2 separate regions of the Homo sapiens genome follow, and region 1 is linked to region 2. Evidence: read pairs that join two places in POLR2A ChIA-PET (ENCODE). Cell type or tissue: OCI-LY7. All regions are shown on one strand. Each heading gives the region's core, and the rest is flanking DNA. Links, peaks and the distances in the headings are about the cores only. Region 1 overlaps AKIRIN2 (akirin 2). Region 2 overlaps LOC101928911 (a long non-coding RNA gene).

Region 1 (11,609 bases), core at 2,833-10,832, 240 kb before region 2:
CTACTAAAAATACAAAAATTAGCTGGGCGTGTTGGTGGGCGCCTGTAATCCCAGCTACTGGGGAGGCTGAGGCAGGAGAATCACTTGAACCTGGGAGGCGGAGGTTGCAGTGAGCCAAGATTGTACCATTGCATTCCAGCCTAGGCGACAGAGCGAGACTCTGTATCAAAAAAATAAAATAAAAATACAAAATTAGCTGGGCGTGGTGGCACACGCCTGTAATCCCAGCTACATGGAAGGCTGAGGCAGGAGAATCGCTTAAACCCAGAAGGTGGAGGTTGTAGTGAGCTGAGATTACACCATTGCACTCCAGCCTGGGCAGAAAGAGTGAAACTCCGTCTCAAAAACAAAACAAAACAAAAGCTAGATGAAATATATCTCAAAAAATGTCAAAATGTTGCCAAGGCTAAAAGGAAGGGGAAACCCCAAGGTACCATAAATAATCAACTGCAAGTCAGAGCAGAAAGCACCTAGCCCTGCAGAGCTTTGGGAAAGACAATGACCAGCGTAGGTAGTTAAGTTAGATTAGGTATCTTTTCATCTTCATTTAAAAGGTGCCAGGATTTCTTATTCAACAGAATGTAAACACCTGTACATATGTACACAGGACTGTCAGCTTGAATGTTTGTTAAGGAATTTATTATATGCAAACACAAGTACCACTACTACCATAGAAAGCAACTGGACAAATAGAAGCCTTGACACCTTGGAATCCATGTATTAAAGACAGAGCCTCTGTCATTCTAAGGGTCTTTGAGTGAGGGTGTGGAACACAGCCCACCAAATGAATATGATCAAAGAATAAATTTCTCATGTTAAGTCACTGAGATTCCATGATTTACCTTCATAGCAATTAGCTCAATATTTTTTCGCAATATTCTAGTCATTCTTCTTCTAGTCTTGCCTCCAACCATGTGTTTCATTTTTTAAACAATGGTTGGTACAAATCTAGGGAAAGAATAGGTGATTTTAATGATTTTTCCATCTATTTAAGGTAAGGAAGTTGGCAACAGGGAAGGTCTTCCAATACAAGGACACCATCACTACGTACAATGTAGTTTCAAATGATGCATATGAGCACCAGATAAAATTGTCAGTGTTTAGAAACTATTACTTTGAACAACACTCATACAGCAAGATGCTTTTTACACTGTAAGGTACAGAGGAACTGGCCTCACACAGACCAGCAGATTCATATATAAGGCACAGATTCACTGAGTAGAGTAAGTAGCCATGCCTTACTTTTCCTCTGCTGGGCACTAAGTTGAATTTATCCAACATAAACGCATGTCATGCCCTGAACCACTTTGACTTTCCTCACTAAAGATTATGTAAGAAAGTAGCAGGATGGCAACTGCCCTATTTTCTTTTTCGAGACAGAATTTCACTCTGTCACCCAGAGTGCAGTGACACGATTTGGGCTCACTGCAACCTCTGCCTCCTGGGTTCAAGCCATTCTCCTGCCTCGGCCTCCCAAGTAGCTGGGACCACAGGTGTGTGCCACCACGCCCAGCTAATTTTTGTATTTTTAGTAGAGATGGGGTTTTGCCATGTTGGCCAGGCTGGTCTTGAACTCCTGGGCTCAAGCGATCCACCCACCTAGGCTTCCCAAAGTGCTGGGATTACAGGCATGAACCACCGTGCCCAGTCGAAAACTGCCCTATTTTCACAATGAATACACAAAAGAGCTATAAAATTAAAACATGAAGCTCCTTTGTGGTAATCATTAATGGAGCACAAAACCCTCAAGACAGCCTATGAAATGCCAGTTCAATTCTGTGTCCATTCTGTAATTCAGGAAACCTCTACCAAAATATCTTACAAAGGAAGTATTCTGCCTTACTAAATCTTTCATTTAATGAAATACTGATCTGAAAACCCTGAATCGAAGTAGGGTGAAATACATTCAAAAAGTACCAAGCATGTGCCATGTGCCAGGCACTGTATGCCAGTGAGCAAAGAACCCTGCCTTCACTGCGTTTAGCACAGGAAGTAAAACAAAGAAAGCAGCAGGGCAGAGCACCAGGATGTCAGGCTGCAATTTTAAAGAGTGGTCAGAGCAGGCTTCATTGAGATGACGTTTGTGCAAAAAGTCAAAAGTGGTGAAAAAATTTTCCATGAAGTTTTGTGGGAGAAGAGCATGCTAGGCAGACACTAGCAGTAACAAAAATCCTATGCTGGAAAAACAGCAAAAGTGGCCAATGTGGACAAGGTAGAGTGAGCAGGAGGAATTCAATAGGAATTGAATGAGGTGGGGTAGAGTGCAGGTAATTTAGGGCTCCACAGACCTTTGTGAAGTTTTACTTTTACTTAGGAAGCCATCTAAACAAGACTTAGACTTTTAAAGGATCAGTCTGGTTGCTATGAGAGTAGAATAGGATGGGTGAGAGGAGACAAAATGAGGCAAAACAAAGACCGGTTAGGAAACCACAGAAATAATCCAAGCAAGCTATGATAGTGTCTTGGATTAGGGTAATAGCAGTAGAGATGTTAATATTTTAAGGTGGAACTAAGATCAGATGAAGGATGTGAGGAGTGCAAGACCATTTCTGCCTAGAAACAAAGAATGGAGTGGCCATTAAGTGATTGAGGATGACTGAGAGGAAAAATTTCAGAGGCAAAAGTAAGTTTTAGACGTAAATTTCGAGGTGTCTACTAGATACCTAACTGAAGATGTCACATGAAGACGTTAATATAATCTGATGTCCTTATGATGAGATCACCAAGATGAGTACTAAGAGAGGAGGCAAGCAGCCCAAGGTCAAGCTCGGGGGCACACCTATGTTTTAGCAAAATGCAGGGAAATGAAGATTGGGCCAACAGCAAGACAGAGAAGGAGCAGCCAGTAAAGGAGAAACGTCAAAGCAAGTGTAGTATTTTGCAAGCCAACTGAAGAGTGCTTCAAGGTCAAATGCTGGCTGCTGATTAGATTTAACAATGTGGAAATCTTTGCTGCCTTTTACTAAGAGTAACAGAGAGGAGACGAACTCTAATCACCTATCAGATGACCTAACCAAGTGTCCAAACTTAACAGCCTGGAAAAGCCGTAACTGTTGTGATGCAATATGGAGACCATAGCATCACCTTGCACTCTTGCACAACAAGTTTAACCCGAAACTTGCGAAAACTTTAGACCTTTCAGTTTACAGAAAGTTCAAAGGGATATCAGAAGTTAAAATTAATGACAGTACAAAGAAAAACTCAACAAGACAACAGGCCTAGTATTTCCAGAAAGTAGGAATCTTAATTGAATCGTGTTTGGGGGATGAGGGTAGCTATTTAAAAAAGAGACACATGGAAAAATCTGAAATAAGGACTCGATGTTAAATTAGGGAAGTATTTTAAGTGGGAAAGTCAACTTTTCTGTTTGAATTTCTTTTCCTAATAAAACAAGTTGGTGAAAAAAAAGGAAGGGGTAATAAACTGGAGGAAGTTTAGAAAACTGAGTTTTGCTTTTATAAAGGGGAGCACTAAAATAATCACTAGCAAGGGATATAGGATCAAAAGATTTTTTAATAACATGCTTATTATGCTTTTGGAAATGATTTAGTAGAGAAAGAAAATAGATGCAGTAGAGAGAGGAGAGGACTGCTGGAGCTGTATCTTTGCCTGAGACATAGGTTTGCATCTCGTGCTCCTTACCTGGGGCAAATGCAGGAGCAAGAGAATTGTGGGAGCCATGTATCCATGAGTAGACATAGACTATTCGGGTGCTTTTGTAGAATATTCATTTAATACCAATTACTGTAAGAGTTTGAAAGGAGTAAAGAGAACCCAAACAGGGCAAAAACAAGTCATTTCCAACCCTAGCTGCTTAAATCACCTAGGCAGCATATTAAACAGATTCCAAAAGTTCTCCCCTCCCACCAATTGTCTAAAGCAGTCTCTGGGGATAGGTAGAGCCTGAGAACCTTCTACCATTTTCTTTAGGGTCGTGTCAAGTGCTTGCCATAGGCCAAAGACAGCTTTAGTAGTTTAAACCTCCAATATTTATTTTTCTCAGATTGCCTATTTTTCCAAAAGTACAAACGCTTATACCTATGTGCACTTGTTAAAGATTTACTAAACACATCATAGTACAGTACTGTATCAGTACTGCCTTTTACTGGAAGAATAAGATGACTATTAACACAATTCTGTAGATACTTATTACAAGCAATTTCAGGGATTTGGGGAATTCAGAATCCCTAGGTAGCTAAAATAATCTATTGAAATCATGTGTGGTTGGTTATTTGGACTAATCAACTACCGGACCCATCTAAAGTCAGAGTAGCCCATAAGCTAGGACTTTTGCATAAGTGATAATGCAGAAATTTGGCTGTGGAGCAAAAAAAAAAAATTTTTTTTTTTTTTTTTTTTTTTTGAGACAGAGTCTCACTCTGTCACCCAGACTGGAGTGCAGTGGCATGATCTCAGCTCACTGCAACCTCTGCCTCCTGAGTTCAAGCGATTCTCGTGCTTCAGCCTCCCAAGTAGCTGGGACTACAGGCTATCCTGCTAACCAGTGGTTCTTAGCTGGGAACTGTTTTGTCCCTCAGGGACATTTGGCAATGTCTGCAAACACTTTGGTTATCACAATTGTGGGAGGGGGTTTAACTGGCCTCTAGTGGTAGAGGCCAGAGATGTGGCTAAATATCCTATAATGCACAGCAATAGCCACCACGACAAAGAATGATCTGGCCCAAACTGCCAGTAGTGCTGAAGTTGAGAATCTCTGTTCTAGACCATTAAAAGGGGGTAGAATTGGCCAGGCGCAGTGGCTCACGCCTGTAATCACAGCACTTTGGGAGGCTGAGGCAGGCAGATCATGAGGTCAAGAGATCGAGACCATCCTGGCCAACATGGTGAAACCCCGTCTCTACTAAAAATACAAAAATTAGCTGGGCGTGGTGGTGCATGCCGGTAGTCCCAGCTACTCGGGAGGCTGAGGCAGGAGAATCACTTGAACCCGGGAGGCGGAGGTTACAGTGAGCCGAGATGGCAGCACTGCACTCCAGCCTGGTGACAGAGCAAGACTCCATCTCAAAAAAAAAAAGTAGGGGGGAAGGGCATAGAATCATGCACCTTATTGCTACCCTGTGCTATACCAATGTTTCTCAACCACTAATTGGCATATAAATTGCCTGGGCACCTTGTGAAACCACTTTCTAGGCTTGTTTTAAACAGAGAATTGGTGAAATGTAATTACCAAAGCTAAAAATAAAAGAGGTCTGGCTGGGCGCAGTGGCTCACGCCAGCATTTTGGAAGGCCGAGGTGGGCAGATCACCTGAGGTCAGGAGTTCGAGACCAGCCTGGCCAAAATGGTGAAACCCTGTCTCTACTAAAAATACAAAAAATTAGCCGGGTGTGGTGGCACATTCCTGTAATGCCAGCAACTCAGGAGGCTGAGGCAGGAGAATCGCTTGAACCTGGGAGGCAGAGATTGCAGTGAGCCGAGATCGTGCCACTGCACTCCAGCTTGGGCAACAAGAGCAAAACTCTATCTCAAAAAAAAAAAAAAAAAAAAAAATTCCTTTTTCTTCTAACTTGGTCAGTTATAAATGTGTATTTAAGATTGTCTTAAATTTTGGAAATATGCTACTAGAATTCAACAAATGAATTCACTGAAGCATGTTTTTGCTTACTTCATTATAAGAAAGCTATGTCTAGAAACCATGTATGGAAAGGGAGTCAAATTTGCTGAATCATGCTTTTGCATATCAAGTTCTTAAAAGAAAAAACTGGATCCTACTGATATCTGAGGTAATTCTATAGCAATTAAAATACCTGTAACATTCTATCAGGCAGTAAGTTACAGAAGAAGGAATTTATATATATATATATATATTTTTTTTTTTTTAGTAGAGATGGGGTTTCACTGTGTTAGCCAGGATAGTCTCGATCTCCTGACCTCGTGATCCTCCCGCCTCGGCCTCCCAAAGTGCTGGGATTACAGGCATGAGCCACCGCGCCCAGCAGAAGAAGGCATTTAGAATCAGAACTCAGTGTTTTGAAACAGCACTCAAATCTTAGAAAATTAACTTCACTGATTCCTGGAAAATGCTTACGTTTTAAAACACCAACTTTATTCAAATACTAACCCCATCTGTACATTAAGAAACAAGCAAAATAGAAGTAAATGTTTTATTCTTCCAACTAAATTCCAGTACTACAAGGGCAGTAAAACAATGATACACTGGAAAAAAAAAAATGCAGCAATAAACATTTGTTAAAAAGACTGATAGAATAAATAAAACTACAAAAAAAAAAAAAATCATACAAACCCATTCTGAAACCCCAAGAAGTCCTGGAATACAGAAATGCCCTCCTCCTTCACTATTTCACAGGAAGCACTGCAGGCTATTTGCTTAATATTGTCCTGGGATTACATTCTAAAATTAGTAACTGGTTACAGCTCGGTTGTAGTGCACAATTAAAATCACACTAACTTCATCTGAAGTGTCATTCTACAGTTTTATTTACACAACCAGTGAAGGGCATGTTCTAGAATACCAGCTTTAATCCTTTTCAAACATTAATATAAGAAGCCAAATTGTAATGATACAGCAAAATGAGGCCACTGGTATTAATACAGGTAGCAAAGGTCCACATCCAGGTGGTACTGACATCAGGGAAATTTCCAAAACCAGTTGCTGCTGCCTAAGAGTGGTTGCCACTGACGAAAGCTTGAAATAACCTGTATTCACAGAAGGGGTATTGGCATTGCTGCATGTCATAATTGGGACCTCTTGCAACAACTCAACAAGGAACAAGGCAGCCCACAAATGCAGGATACGTGATTCATGAAACATCTAAAGGGTGAGAAAAAGAAAATTAGTGCAAAATACAGGTCAAAATCCAAACGAATACTAGATCTTGATTCCCAATTTTGCCCCTAGGTATTTAAGTAACCAAAAGACTTGCAAAGTTATGCTGCCTATTTCCTCCATACATTCTCAGTAATTTTGTTGAATTCTCTTTTTGAGTATGAAAATAATTATAATGTCTTCTCCTTAAAAGACAGTCTTATTTTCAGTTTATAACTTCAAAGGTGAAATACTTACAGCTAGCAGGCTGTTCTCCATATCGTCGCATTATTTGATCATGCGTAAACTTCACAAACGCATCATATTGTTCTATAAATAAAGGTACTTGTCAATTACATTTGTAAAATGCCTTATTAGAGCCAGATAAACTGAAAACACAAAATATACAGTAAAACAATTCTAAGTTGACAAAATCACTTACATAACCTCAGTAGTACTAATAGTGTATCAAATAAAAACAGCATGCAACTTATTAGTCAGGAAACCTAGGTTTTAGTCCAATCACATGACCTGACATAAAGGCTAGGTGAGATTTATTTATTTCCTAACAAAAAGGCTGGGACCGGGTGCGGTGGCTCACGCCTGTAATCCAAGCACTCTGGGAGGCCGAGGCGGGCGGATCACAAGGTCAGAAGATCGAGACCATCCTGGCTAACACGGTGAAACCCCATCTCTACTAAAAATACAAAAAAATTAGCTGGGCATGGTGGCAGGCCGCCTGTAGTCCCAACTACTCGGGAGGCTGAGGCAGGAGAATGGCGTGAACCCAGGAGGTGGAGCTTGCAGTGAGCCAAGAACGCGCCACTGCACTCCAGCCTGGGCAACAAAAAAAAAAAAAAAAAAAAAAAACGAGGCCGGGCGCGGTGGCTCACAGCTGTAATCCCAGCACTTTGGGACGCCGAGGCGGGCACATCATGAGGTCAGAAGATCAAAGCCATCCTGGCTAACATGGTGAAACCCCGTCTCTACTAAAAACACACACACACACACACACACACACACACAAACATAGCTGGGCATGGTGGCACACACCTGTAGTCCCAGCTACTCAGGAGGTTAAGGCAGGAGAATCGCTTGAGCCCGGGAGGCAGAGGTTGCAGTGAGCCAAGATCGTGCCACTGCACTCCGGCCTGGGCGACAGAGTGAGACTCCATCTTAAAAAAAAAACAATTGGCCGGGCATGGTGGCTTACGCCTGTAATCCCAGCACTTTGAGAGGCCAAGGCGGGCAGATCACGAGGTCAGGAGATCGAGACCATCCTGGCTAACACGGTGAAACCCTGTCTCTACTAAAAATACAAGAAAATTAGCCGGGCATGGTGGTAGGTGCCTGTAGTCCCAGCTACACAGGAGGCTGAGGCAGGAGAATGGCGTGAACCCGGAAAGTAGAGCTTGCAGTGAGCCAAGACTGCGCCACTGCACTCCAGCCTTGGGTGACAGAGTGAGACTCCGTCTCAGGAAAAAAAAAAAAAAAAATTAAAAACAAAGGACTTTCAATAAAAAGACCTTTCTACTCTGAAAGTTATTGTATGTGGTCTATGAATGGCAACTGACTGCAATGAGAATAGGATAACAAAAGCTAACAACAAAACACTACCTAAAACCTGATCAAGTATCACAGAAAAAGTTGTTATATATCTAAGCAAATTATCTTCTCTACATTAACACCTCTATATTAATTCCTTAAAATAAAAAAGCTTACATATCTATATAAACAGTAAATCTGTGGCTAAACATTCTATTTATGTTACCATACATAATAAATTTTATTTACTTAAATTATCAAATTTTACTGAATTTTTTGATAACTAAAACAGGACTCCAGTTTGATACTCCAATGACTTACACAGTGACAGCCAATTAGATATTTTAAATGTCTACATTGATGGTAACGTTATGAAAAATATAAAGTCAAAAAATCCACAACCAAATTGAGGTAAACTACTAACATCAGTTTTTAGTACAGGGTACCTACTAATATTACTGCTGATCTACACGGCTAGCCAATACTCTTTTCCTCAGGTTACCAAGGCGGGCATGAGCTATAAGAAGGTTAATTTTCTTTCCTGAACTGAAATTTTCTCATTCTCAGAGAATATACCGCACCAGTGTATAGAAAGTGAAATTAAAGTACACGTGGAAAATGCATTTCACACAACTGAGTTCCTCAGAAACTCTAATAAACACACCTCATACCTGCAAGTTTTGTGTTCAATATTTCTTCATATTCTTCTCGAACTTTCTCTTCACGTTCTTTCAACAAACGTTCACAGATCATCCCAACCTGCCGTAGAGTAAATAAGGGCTGTTCTTTTTTTAATGGTGAGGATGCTGCAGATGAAGTCCCTATGTACAATGAGGACAAAAAATAGCACCTGGTTTAGAGCCATGATATAAAGCAGTTTCTAAATGAAGAGGTTTTATTTGGATCTCTTCAATCTTGATATAAAAGCATTTTAAAATCAGATTTTAAGCACAGCATTTCACAAGTCTTAAAACAACCAAAATAATAATTCCATCAGCTGGTGACGCTGGAAAAACACGGCAAGATGTAATTAAGATAAAAAAGACTAAAGGTGAGTAGAAAAAACTTTAAGACATAAGAAAGGTTGGGCGTGGTGCTCACCGCCTGTAATCAGGCCGAGGTGGGCGGATCACCTGAGGTCAGGAGTTTGAAACCAGCCTGGCCAACATGGTGAAACCCTGCCTCTACTAAAAATACATAAAAAAATTAGCCAGGCATGGTGGCGGGCACCTGTAATCCCAGCTACTCGGGAGGCTGAGGCAGGAGAATCACTTGAACCCGGGAGGCGGAGGTTTCAGTGAGCCGAGATCACGCCATTGCACTCCAGCCTGGGCAAAGAGAGTGAAACTCCATCTCAAAAAAATAAAAACAAAAAATTAAAAATTAAATTTAAAAAAGACATAAAACTTAAACATTACAATGATGGGTCCCATTACAAAACATCTTATCTCCTTTCTGGAAAATACCATACCATGAAGTATTTTAGTGACTAAATTACTTTCCTACACTAGGAATGAAGAACACCTCAGGTCTAAATTTAATTTTATTTAGTCCCAGAATAACAAATCATTATGCCTGTAAAAAGACACTTAGTCTTCAAAGCCATACCATTAATATCTTAAGAGCCTACACACAATGAACTGGTAATTATTCTACCATCATTTCACACCTTTAGAAAGGGGTTTTCCTTTATTGAAAAAGAAAATACGCCGGGCATGGTGGCTCACGCCTGTATTACCAGCACTTTGGGAGGCCGAGGCAGGCGGATCACCTGAGGTCAGAAGTTCAAGACCAGCCTGACCAACATGGAGAAACTTAGTCTCTACTAAAAATACAAAATTAGCCAGGCGTGGTGGCACATGCCTGTAATCCCAGCTACTTAGGAGGCTGAGGCAGGAGAATCGCTTGAACACAGGAGGCGGAGGTTGCAGTGAGCCGAGATCATGCCGTTGCACTCCAGCCTAGGCAACAAGAGTGAAACTTCATCTCAGAAAAAAAAAAAAAAAAAGAAATTTCATGTTGGCACAATAAATTTTTATGTTTAAAAAAAGAAGGTACAGCATGAATCCTTTTTAGAAAAGATTAAAAAACATTCTGGAACCTAGCTTGTGTGGTGGCTCATACCTGTAATCCCAGTACTTTCTGGGAGGCCGAAGCAGGTGGAACCCTTGAGCTAAAGGCCAGCCTGCGCAACATGGCAAACCATGTCTCTAATAAAAATACAAAGATTGGCTGGGAGTGGTGGCACGTGCCTGTAGTTCTAGCTACAGGCTAGGCTGAGGTGGAGGTTGCAGTGAGCCAAGATCTCACCACTGTACTCCAGCCTGGGCAACGGAGTGAGACCCTGTCTCAAAAACAAAACAAAACAAAACAAGACATTCTGAAATCTACTTTGCTGGAGAAGCATAAATGATTCTAAAGGTTTTTGAACTCATTGACCACTAATTCCCATTAAGTTAACAACAATTCGCATGGAAAAATAAGCTCAAGCATTGAGCTGATAATGCTATGCTCAAAACTCTATACCATAGAACTACACTGTCATCACACTAAGAATCCCAAAGCAGCTGCAACATCAGCATCTGTCAATTTCAAATATTCCTTCAGCATTTTTATACCTATTAGGATATTTTTAATAAAAGAGAAAATATTTTGTAGTAATAACATCTACTGTAATACTGCTAAAAGTATTTTATACATATTCAAGTGCACCATTCGTTACCAATTGTTTCTTCATCTCGCTCTGTGAATTTGCCCTGGTACCACCAATATTACTTACTCTCTTAACTTGCTCCTTATAACCTGCATGGCAGGAGCTAGTTAACTATGCTTATTAGAACTGTGCATACCACAATAACAAAGCCCACCAGCTTTATTCCATAATTATCCAAAGCCATCTTAATTTACTTTCACATTCCCAGCTTTGTTACTTAAGACTGCCAGTTAACTGATCTTCTAAGTAAAGTGAGTAAGGAAATAATGATCTTGGTTTCCTGCTAATACAGTCTAGTGCCCAACCCTCACCTCTATGTTTCAACCACTAATACCTGGCCCCCACAATGGGCATGGCAGTATTTAGTTTTGAACAAGTTCATGTTTCCTAATCTAATTTTATTTGACTATGTTATGGTCTTTGATTTTTTTTTTTTTTTTTTTTTTGAGTCTCATTCTGTCACCCAGGTTGGAGTGCAATGGCGCGATCTCTGCTCACTGCAAGCTCTGCCTCCCGGGTTCATGCCATTCTCCTACCTCAGTAGCTGAGACTACAGGCGCCTGCC
Region 2 (11,609 bases), core at 2,463-10,462:
TCAAAGAAGCTCTATGATTCTCACACCTGAAAGGATTGTAGCAATTTGATGAAGTATCAGTTTGAAGTAACACTGACAAAAATGTATATCTATCAAATGATTATAGCTTTTATTCAATGACAAACAGCATGGAAATTCATAAATAGTTTTTATGCAGTAGCACATTTATTCAGTCCTCATTTCATTTGATGCCTGTCTTCTGCCTAGTGCTTTCAACATAATAAATTGGGCGTTGAACCATGAAGCTGGCATTTAGCATTAACATGTCATATTGTACCGCTTACCATTTTGCTATTTCCTTGATTGATTTTTCTTTCTATTTATTTTTTATTTCAGAAGAGTGCAATGATTTCAGGATCAATGATTTCTGAAAATGAACATTTTTAATAAAGCAGCTCTGGACTGTGATTCCTAACTATTGGGGCATTGGCATTAAAGAAAAGAGATTGGACATTTTGAACCTTGTGTGGTAAGGCAAAAAATAACACTGAATCGAAGTGTCTTGGCTCTGAGCAGGGCTGACTCATAACCTTGGCTCTCCAATTCAGAAGGAAGCAGTGTTTTGGGGGGACTGAATCACCGGCCCAGGCGGCACGTGCGTGAGGTTGAGCAGTGAGACCAACTGCTCGACAAGCCATGTTGGTTGTTCTCTCAGTGAAGTGAAAAGCATGTGAAAATTGCTCATCCTCACACGTTAGGTCTTAAAATAGCCTGCGCTGTTGATCCATTTATGAGAAATATGCCACCAGTTTTCTTAGCTCACCTGGGTGAAAGTTCAAATGACCAAAAACCCTGTGTGGTAGAAACACATTTGAAATATAAAACTTTAGGGTCAACTTTGACTGCTCTTCCTTTCCTGCCAGGAAATAATTTCTTCAGTCACCCCCATTTTTGCCCTGAATGCCTCTTATGGAAGTGACACCATGACTCTTGTTACCTCTCACCTCATCAATGCCATGGCCATTAAAGGGCATGAAGGGGTTAGGATTCCTCAGTTGCAAGCAACAGAAACCAATTCTAGGTAATAAAATGGAATTACTGGGAGGACACAGAATCAGCAGGAGGATGGACAGTTGGGCTTGCAAATAGGTAGGAACAGGGCACCTCTGGAAGGCCAGGAAGCAGGAAGCATAGCATCTGCTTCACACAGGTTGAGTCTGGCTGGGGCCAGGACAACTGTGGCCATGGATGATGTCTAATCATTCCTTCTGACTTTGCATCATTGGTTTATAGTGTCAAAATGAAACTTTTTGTCCCTGGATATGTTGAGACGGGAAGAAGGAAAATCTGATTCTATGGTTTACTACACTCCAGGAATTATCATCCCTCTAACACCACACATGATGGAAAGAGGTAATTATCAAAAAGGAAACTGGAGGGGCATTGGGAAGTGAGAAAGGATGTTGGGTGACAATTGTCCATGAGAAGACATTTTTCCTCTTCCAACTTTTCATCTCTCCAACTCATTTCAGTTCAATTCAAAAAACATTAAGTTTCAACTTTGCACAAGGCATTGTTAGATATTGGGCATGTTGAAAAAGAGGTTGTCTACACTTTGCTGTCAGTCATGTTGCATTTAGTGGGGCCATGCACTCTTATGGCTTTTCATTGAGGAGTGGAGATGAAGGATTGCCACATCTGGCATGCATTCCATCATTGAAGCCTTCAGTAGAGCTGTGAGCCATGTGAAGCCTTTGATCTCTTCTACATTTCTCACCTGCACCTCTCTGGTATTCTTTTGCCTTCTAAGGCTCACTACTCCCTCTGCTTCCCTTTGTGTCTTAGCCTTACTCTTAGCTACCTGCCAAACAATATCATTAAGATGTTAGGTGAAAGCAGGCATAAGGGATCTTATTGGGGTGCTAGAAATGTTCTAAATATGGATTATGGTGATGGTTACACAACTCAGTAAATTTACTAAAAGGCAGTACATTTTACATTTAAAACAGGTGAATTTTATGGCATGCAAACTATACCTCAACAAAGTTGTTAAAAAGATGTCAGGTGATGATCAAGGCCAGAAAAGGCACTTGTTTGGTTGGAAAAGGCTTTTAGAAGGGAAAGAGTAAATGAGAGTGGTGGAATGATGGCAGGAGTGTTTGACAAGCCAGCCTAAGGCACCAATGGTACCAGAGTTGCAGAAAACCAAAGCTCAGGAGCAGCCCAACTAGTGACTGCTTGATTATCTGTCATCACTTTGCTTCAGAAAACTTGGGGCTCAATGGTTGCTCCCAAAGAGTACCCAAATGCTGGTCCATGAGCTGAGACTGGGCACCTCACACTACAGGTGCTTCCCCAGCAGAGAGCAATGTCCTGGAAGGGAAGATTGTTGTTCTGTGACCTCCCTTTTCCTCCCAATTTCTCCCCCTTCATCTTTGGAAGTTCACCTGATGGAAGTGGATAATATCATACAGTTTGAACTTTATTATTATTTTGTGTTTTTATTTTATTTTTTTCTTGTTGAATCTTATGCAAGTTTGGTGTCCTGATCTACAAAGGCAGGAACTCTTTCTATTTCTTTGGCATCTCGCACAGCATCTTCAGTTGCATTGGAACTTTTAAAGTATCCTTCTGTTCTCTGCTGGCCTCCCCAGATTTCACTGAGCTGTGATTTGTGGAAGGGGAATATCTTCCCAAATACAAGTGTATTGGAATCAACCTTCCTGACACTTTCTCTAATCTGCCCCCTGCTCCTCCCCTTTGGTGAATGAATGGCTAATGCAAATGGTCAAAGATTGATATTTCTTTTGGAAAATTATAAAAGGATGGGGGTATGTTCCTCAATAGAGAATGGACATATGTCTATCTCTCTAAAAACAAAATAAATAAATAAATAAATAAATAAATAAATAAATAAAGCGGGCTCTGTCTCATTTGTCAGTTAAAAGGGCCACCTCCTCCTTGCTTTGTACACCAAAGCAAGCTCTTCCTATACTGATGATACTGATGAGGGGAGACAGGGATTTTCACTTTCTGTTCTAGCTTTTCTAACTACAACTAGGGTGCTACTCAGGTGTCCCCTTTCCCATCAGTCTGTCTGTCCTCAATTTGAGGTAGGAGATATGTAGCCAAACCACATTCTCCAATTTAGCTGTTTCCAGGAAGCCTAAACCTTGGGCAGAGGTGTATTTAGATAGTTGCTTAGTCTGTTATAAGTCCAATATTTGGATTCTTGTTCAGATGTCTGTTTGGGCATGTCTGCTCTATTGGCCACAGCAATGGAGAGGAAGGAGAGTGAGTAGAAGTTTGGGAGCCCAAACACTACCTTAAACCCCTAGCATGAGATAAGTCCAACAGTTGGGTTAACCAGATGGTTGTGCAATTTTAGTTAAGATTGCCCTATATCTTAAGTAGTAATGGTTTAGGTGGGCAACAGTGCATTCTATATGTGTGTGTAATAGAGAGTTTTCATCCCCATGGCTATACAGAGCAGCAGTGGGGTGAGATTCTCAACTAGGTTACCAAAACTGTAGACCCTAAAGCCTACACTGATTTTAAGAGGACCCTGTTACTTTGTGCAAGACCTGCTAAGAAGCTTCTGAGTTTGGCCGGGCGTGGTGGCTCATGTCTGTAATCCTAGCACTTTGGGAGGGCGAGGTGGGCAGATGTCCTGAGATCAGGAGTTCGAGACCAGCATGGCGAACATAGTGAAACTCCATCTTTACTAAAAATACAAAAAATTAGCTAGGTGTGGTGGCACACACCTATAATCCCAGCTACTCAGGAGGGTGAGGCAGGAGAATCGCTTGAACCTGGGAGGCAGAGGTTGCAGTGAGCTGAGATTGTGCCACTGCATTGCAGCCTGGGTGACAAAGTGATACTCTGCCAAAAAAAAAAAAAAAAAAAGAAGAAGCTTCTGAGTTTGTATCCATCTATATTATTTAGCTCCCTCCAAATCCTCTTGGCCAATCTCAGGCATTGTTGTACTCCCACTTATCCTGTGGCAAAGCCTACATTTGCAACATGTTCCACATCCTGGTTTTCCTCCAAAACAGTTGTTAGTGACATGTTACCAGCATAGTGCTGGAAGAAAATAGACCCTAAGTTAGTTACTATCCTTTTCAGAGGTGAAGGATGCATTTCAGCATACACCCCCATGCACATAGCTATATCTCAAAACTGGCATTTTGTCCCAAAGGTCATCCCCGCAACACCTCCACACACCTAATTCTTCAAAATATGGCTGGCATCTCTCTAGCTTAGTGGTTTTGTGTCTCTCACTAATTATTTCCTCTATTGGAAACATTTCCACCTTTCTCCCTTTCTGATGGCAGGCACACTGAGAACTGGGATTGTTCAGAATCCCTGTGAGGGCCTCTTGAACTCTGTGCCTGCCCCCCAACCCAGATGGTTCCATGTGTAAAAGAGATAAAGAGTGGGGACAGAGAAGGGCCCCCACTGTGCCTTTACAGCAGGAAATACATTACTGGGTTTTCTTGGCCTCCTGGCTGAGTGACCTGTTTATTTTTATGAATAAAACTTCATATTCGTTGCAAAAGTATAACAACAACACTGAATAATAGTATACTATAAGACTGTGTTGTCTAAGGATACCAGTGCTCAGCTCAGGCTTCTGTTTTTCTGATATCGAGTAGCAAAATGCACCCTCTCCTTTTTGCCCCCTTCTCCCATGGTAGTGAATGAGCTTTGAAACCTTTTTGATTCTGAATGAGCAGCAGAATGAAAGGGCCTTCATTTAAAATGGGGAGGCTGAGCCAGCTTGCTTTCTCTCCAGCTTCCTCCCTGAGCTTAGCAGCCGACCTTTTGGCTCAGCGACGGGCCTGCTGGTTAAATGTAACCACTGAACAATCACTTTACAGGATTTCTACCTTATTAAAAATCGAGTATGGCCACCAGGGATTCCAGCGTAAAGGTAATAAAAGAGCACCTAATAAAAACTTTAAAATGTGTTAAAACACACATGTTCCGAGACTGGTAGGTAGAGCAATCTTTAACCTCCACTAACCCCTGAAGACTAGGATTCAAGAACCAGAGTTTAAAAAATGAAACTGGAGCTACAAAATTGGAATTAGAGGACATTTTCAAACTCTAAACATTATTTTTCCCCCCAAATTGTTTCCTAAATGGTGAACACTCATGCTGACTGTATTGTTTATACCTGATTTACACTTTCTCTATTTCAAAATGTGGGAACTAGTTGTATAAATCTGTACAAAAATGTAAACATTTGAACATTTGATGACCAAACCATGTTTTCTAATTTTAATTAATGAATTATGAGTTACATGGAGAAAAATGAGTGTCAACTTCTACAACCTTGGATGACATATATCTTACGGCAGGACAGAGGCACAGTTTATCTGTCACTATTCTCACCTGCTAATAAAGAAAAATATAGAAAATATATTTTCTGAGAACTTGCTGACATTGTCTTTTTGCTATTTTTCTTAGTTTTTTCTTAGGTAATTTCAGAAGGAATTTGGTTTTCAATGTAATGAAACATGTACATGTTCTCCAATGCTGACATGTAAGTGATTTTTCTTCCTGTCATTCGGCTTGTATACATGTTTGCATTTTCCTCTGGAAAAGGAATGCTGGTTTCCATCATAGGGAGAATTGTAAGACTGTGAGTACCATATTTATTAGATTCTGTTTCTGCATGTGAGTAGAATTAGAAAGAGGGCAATGCAGAGGATAACAAATTACCCTCTCATTGGCTGGTGGTGACTAGCAGCTGCAGCAGAACAGCTAGTAGTCAGATTCCAGAAGCCAAATGTTCCTTATAAGGCGGCAGGATGTGGTGGAGAGAGTCTAGAACTAGCAGGCAGCTGACCCAGCTTGTTCTGCTTCTTCTGCTAACAACTTGTTTAGCTTTAAACAAGACATGGCACACCTTTCTCCCTCAGCCTTGAGGGATATTTCATCTGCGAAATGGGTGCATATGTGTGTGTGGAGGGTGGGAGGTGGGTAGATAATCTCTAAGCTCTGAGCTTTCACACTCTGATTATTTCATTATAGAATCAGAACAATTTGAAAGGCCCTCTTAGGACTTGCTATTTCATTGCTTTGCGTTATAGCAATTCTGTACCAAAAGCACGCAGGATAAAGGCAACCTGGTCTAAATCAATGATAAAATGATAACTCATTTAGGAAGTGCTTTCTCTGTGGGCTTCTAACAAATGTAACTAGGAGAAAGATCTTCAATCTTTTCTGCCCAGAGGATGGGGAAGAGGATGCCCCTTGCTGAAAAAAATAGATTGTGCCCCTATAAATTATGCTCTAATAAAGGCAAGGGGCTATGTGGGGTTTTACTCACCATTGTACTCTGAATGCCTAGCAAGGTGCCTATAGGCAGTGAATGAATATCTGTTGAATGAATGAATAAAGGAAACATTCAGCAGGGTCTATGTGTGACTAAGGATTTTAAAGAGATATCTGATTTTTAATGGGGCAATTTCTCATGCCAGGAAAGCTCAACGGACACAATTTATAAGTGGGGGTAAGGCTTAGGGAAGGACAGATAAAGGAAAGAAATTAGACTGCTTTGAACAATAATATGGTTCTGCTTTTATTGTGAGTTAAGACTGAGTTAGGAAAATATTTCTCTTATTCACCATTGGTTTAGACCGTTACAACTTTCTGAGAATGCTGGACAACAGGGATAGGTGTGTCTTCAGCTTACCTCTTAAAGATGACTAAATCAAGAGCCTACATCCATCTAGTGTTCCACTGCAGGACTTAAGTGCCAAAACCAGAACACACCCCTTGGGACATGGCGTTGATAGGGACAAGAGGCAGAGAAATTCTGGGCAGGAAAGGGCGGGGTCCCTGGTGAGGGCCCCACCCTCAAGCCTGGAACCATGGCCCAAAGCGAGAATTTTACTCCCCATTTTCTCACTCAAATGTTGCCTTTTCCAAAACCACCCCTGGCCCTCCCTGCCCTGCTCCTGTACCCACAAAAACCCCAGGCTCCACTGGCAGAGAACAGAGAAGGGGAGAGAGTAGAAGCAGCTGAAAGTCAGAGAATGTGGTTTAATGTGGAGAAAAGCAGCTTGACTTCAGAGGAACGGCTTGACAGCATTGCTTCAGAAGATCACCTTCCTGCTCCATCCCCCTTTCAGCTCCCCTTCCTGCTGAGAGCCACTTTCACTGGCAACAAAATCCTCTGCATTTACCACCCTTCAGTTCATTTGTGCAACCTCATTTTTCCTGGATGCCAAACAAGAGCTTAAGTTCCATAGGTTCAGATGCTAAAGGCTGTCACACTGACCCTCTGCCCTCACTGGTGGAGAGCAACTGCCTTATGCAAAAAGGCAGAAGGCCCACTGAGCTGTTTAACACTTAAGCTGTCTGCAGATGGCAAAGCTAAAAGAGCACTGTAACACATGCCCTCTGGGGCTTTGGGGGTTGTAGATACTCCCCCCCAGATGCTGCTGTGGGCCCACACGGAGTTTTGCTCCTGCCAGCACCCAAAAGCACTTGCTCTGACTCCTGCACCCACTTACCTGCGTGCTCTCCCTCCTGCAAGGGATTGAGAGCTGCAGGCTAAGTAAGGCCCACGAAGGGGTCAGGGAAAATTTCCTGCCTCAGAGTGCCAGGCCATTGTGATCTATTATCCTCAAGGCCTCTGGTTCTTATTCCAGACTGAGCATCTCAGACCTAGGAATTGTGCTGCTGCAGAGGAGGTAGATACCATAAGTAGAGAGGGGTTTCTCAAAAGGTAGTCAGAGAGGAGTGCAGGTTAGAAGGAGGTTGCTCTTGAAGACATGAGGACATGGGACCAAAGTTAGGATCTGAGATTTTCTGAGATGACCTTTATGAAGGATTTAACTTCTGGGGTATTTTTCTTTTGGAATATAAAAAATTTATGTTTAGTGCAAGGCTTAAAAACCTTCTTTCCTTTCTGTTGAAACTTCCCTTAATTATTTTAACCTTTCAGGAGATTCGGATAGTCTCACTTCTCTTGCCTTTTTAGGCACCTAAAAGAACTAGAAAAGAATATAAAAGGGTGTTTTATTTTAGACAGACCTGCCATACTTACTTTTTTTTGTGTGTGTGTATCAAGGAAACAGAATCCTACAAACTAAACTTTGGTACCCAGGAAGGTCCTGGGGAAGCCAAATAAATGCAGCTGAGTCACTGTGCCCAAAGACCACCTAGGTCGGCTGTCATTACGATAATACTTTTTCAAAATGAATGCCTATAAATGGGGCTCACCAAATTTTTGAGCATTTAACATTTTCATCATGTAATCAATAGCAGAGATGTGGAAAAAGCAGCTTGGCTTTGTCAAGGACCATGTTAGCTCAAGTAGTTTGTATTACGGTAGGACCATTATTATTTGCCCAGACAACCTTGAATGCTTCTTTGCCATAATTGGTTAGTCAATTGGACAAGAATGATCAGCAACAAAGGCAGCACAGAAATATAAAGATCACACATTTGTTCTCATTTCCAGAGGAAATATTTTGGAAGACAGATTTTCTGGAGTGTCTTTTTTTTTCCTGGTCTCTAACTTCATTACCTAGTCCTGAATTCTATGATTGCTGTTGCTTACCCATAGATCATGATGATTTGGAAATGAGAAGCTGCCAGTCTAGAAAGCTCTGCTTTTGCCTGGTAAGCTAAAGACCACAGGATGCTGGACGCTTTAAAGTGCCATTCAGGCAGGAAAATAAAAGTTAAGTCAGGCCTGGACACTAACAGCTGCTTTTTCAATCTGCAAAGCTATTCTTCTATAATTACTGAAGCCAGAAGTTGCTTAAACTGGAAAAAAATGTAAACTGTTTCTTCATTTTTATTGTTGTTATTATTAAGATAGCTTTTTATTCTTTTAGAAGACAATACAGCCACATCTCAATAGCTTAATTTGAATAATTTTTTTAAAGAGATGAATTACCACATTTTGTTTATAATTATAAGGACCAATGGCTGCTTCAGGCCTCTGTAAAGCCAAGAGTCCATTTTCTGAGAAATAGAAAACAGAAAACTAAGCTGATTTGCCTGGAGAACTTCCATGGGCTAATGGTTTGAGAGAGGTTTTATCTCTCTAACGAGTGTAATATTAAAATTAGGTGGGTTCAAGAGGTTTTATTTTTGTAATATTTGAACTAAATATATGTAGACATCTGCAAATGCCAATCATATGACTTATGTGGGCACAATGAATTGTTTGTGCTCACACATATGCTGACAGCATTTGTTTTATGCACCTGCTTCTTCTCCAGTTCCAGTTTGGTTCGATCTTTTGATTATGTTTTAATGTGCAGGCGTTTGCTGAAGTGTAACCACTTACAGAGCATCTGGGCTCGTATGGGTTTTCAAACTGAATCCACATTTTAACAGTTTCTCACCTCTCTATCTGGATTAGAAAAAACCGACATCATCGTAACCAATGTTAATCATTCTTTCACATTCCAAAGTGCTGACATTTGCTTCTTGGTTATAATCCTCAATTTGGAGTTTGGCTCCTTGCTTTGTCTCAGGTTCCCATGGGCCTTACAATAATGCTTATCATTTGCATAGCACTTTTAAAGCCCCTTTCAATTGTTAATTAATTAATTCATAAGATGTCCTTTCACAATCTCCACTTAATGCATAAATAAGCAAACTGGGCCAAACAGAGGTTAAATGACTAGGGCAGAACCATATGTGGATATGGCTAGTCCTTTCATTTATTTTTTTTAAATTTCCAGAAAGGAAGACACATTTTAATTCCAGGGCTCACCAAAATTTGCAATTTCTACATCACACTACACGGTCAGTTCATGAACTGGGGCAATCTGGGGAAATACTTGCTTTGGTATAGTGTTAGGTGTTCAAGTGGAAATGAGAAGTCCTGGGTGACTTCCTAAGATCATGGAACCCTCTCTGATCTACAGGCTCAGGCCAAGCCTTAGAATAGGATGAGCTCTCCAACTTTGTTTTAAGGATAAGCTATTTTTTGATGTTTTCTGAAATGTAAGAATGATTGCCCTGGAATGTCATATTGCTCTGGGTAGTAGAAATAAAAAACATAAAATGGGAAAGGCTTTTCTTACTAAATGCCTGAGAAAAGTGTGCTTTTTCTGGTCCTTGTCACACTTGGGATCTACTGGGCACCTTTAGCATCTGGTGTACTGCAAGACTTCAGTAAAGACCTGCTTAATTGGCTGTTACCCTGAGTTCAGAACAGCATCTAAGCTGGGAAGAACAGCTTCTGCTCTAGAGAAAGAATGAAGAAAAGATGGGAAACAGCTGGTTGAGAAGGTGTCTATCTGAGGGGAATAGGCGGGGGAGAAGAGGCAAGCCACCAGAGAGTAGTGATTACTTCTGAGATGGTCACTAGGTTTCCTGTACCCAAGTGCCATAAAAGCAATTAAATGGGATATTATCTCAGTTTCCTAGGGCTACTATAACAAATTACCACAAACGGGGGTTTCAAACAGCAGAAACTTATTCTTTCACAGTTCTGGAGGCAAGAAGTCCAAATTCAGCAGGGTTGGTTCTCTTTGGAGGCTCAGAGGGAGAATTCATTCCATGCCATTCTCCAAGCATCTCATGGGTGCCGGCCACCACTGGTGTTCCTTGGCTTGCACCTGTGTAACTGTAGTCTCTGCCTCCATCTTCTCATGGCCACCTTCTCCCCGCGTCTCTGTGTCTCAAATGTCCCTCTGCTTTCTCTTTCAAAGACATCAATCATTGGGTTTAGAACTCCCACTAAATCTAGGATGATCTCATCTCTCTTAACCTTAATTATATTTGCAAAGACCTTATTTTCAAATAAAGTCTTACTCACAGGTACCAGAGATTAGGACTTGGATATATCCTTTTGGACACACAATTCAACCCACTACAGATATCATTCTTCCAACCTCAGGTCTGAGGAGAAGCTGAAATAGTGACTGGGCAGTGCAAACTTGGGTTTCCAGATGGAGATGGCCAGCAAGTGTTTCTGGAGCCAGAGCTGACAAATGCATCCTTCTACCTCTCTTCATCCAGCTCAATGCTCAACTAGAGGGAGGAGTTGCTCTGCAGCCCCAAGAGTCCCCACCGTATCTGGTGTCTGTGGGAGAAAGTCTGCTTTCTGGATGGCAGAGACGACCTTCACGCCATGCACACCAGCAGGCAGACACTTCCCCTTCCTCCTGGCCCTGATCCTAATGATGATTCCTTAGGCATCTGGAAGAGAAGGGTAGCTCTATAATTCCTGGGTTCATGAACATTGTAAATGGGAGATTTCTCTGCTCATGGTAATACATGGGAGACAAGTCTGGGTACTCTAGCACTGTTTTTGTGCTGACCTGATCCTCCCGTTCTCTCCCCAAACACCCCAAATTTTCTCTTCGGGGGTCTCCACAATCTTCTCATCACCCAAGTTAGTAACCTGATGCATCATTGTGGATTTTCCCTCTGTCTCACCTGTTACATTGAATCAGCCCCTAGATCATATTGATTCTCCAACTTTCCATTTCCTAATCCAGCCTTTCCTTTTCTTCCTGATCAGCTCTTTTCTCTTTCAGCCCACCATCACCATCTCCTGAACTACTAACCTTAGCTGCTTTTCTGGTTTGTGTTCCTCCAGTTAATTCTTCCTTCCAATCTTATCTGCTACTCTGCTGTGATATTGATGCTTCTACCAATTTTTAGGTACCCTCTTACTTTAAATC

What was found. ChIA-PET counts read pairs that join two places held together with the same protein. Peaks named below come from ENCODE experiments on the same cell type or tissue, not always from the same donor. Only the 100,000 strongest peaks of a DNase experiment are listed, where the experiment ranks them.
Region 1: POLR2A ChIA-PET joins it to region 2 with 16 read pairs; 4 of 35 experiments call an interaction of 5 or more read pairs at or near these places.

What each region holds. Positions count from the first base shown.
Region 1 is chr6:87,668,816-87,680,424 of GRCh38, forward strand. AKIRIN2 (akirin 2) reads right to left here. Exons shown (of 5, transcript NM_018064.4): 3 at 9,003-9,152; 4 at 7,045-7,116; 5 at 6,045-6,792. The coding sequence ends at 6,782. It also overlaps a transcript of ORC3 not described here. Among named protein-coding and RNA genes, the nearest start is that of AKIRIN2, 28 kb to the right of the region's middle. RefSeq lists a silencer at 3,743-3,943. In OCI-LY7, for the core only: no CTCF peak of the experiment used is centred there; no DNase peak of the experiment used is centred there.
Region 2 is chr6:87,909,446-87,921,054 of GRCh38, forward strand. It overlaps LOC101928911 (a long non-coding RNA gene), which reads left to right. Exons shown (of 5, transcript NR_110869.1): 3 at 337-469; 4 at 1,234-1,353; 5 at 2,207-2,286. Among named protein-coding and RNA genes, the nearest start is that of SPACA1, 130 kb to the right of the region's middle. In OCI-LY7, for the core only: no CTCF peak of the experiment used is centred there; DNase peaks (open chromatin) are centred at 7,176, 8,626, 9,146, 9,766 and 4 weaker places; H3K4me3 peaks cover 3,373 bases; H3K27ac peaks cover 6,551 bases.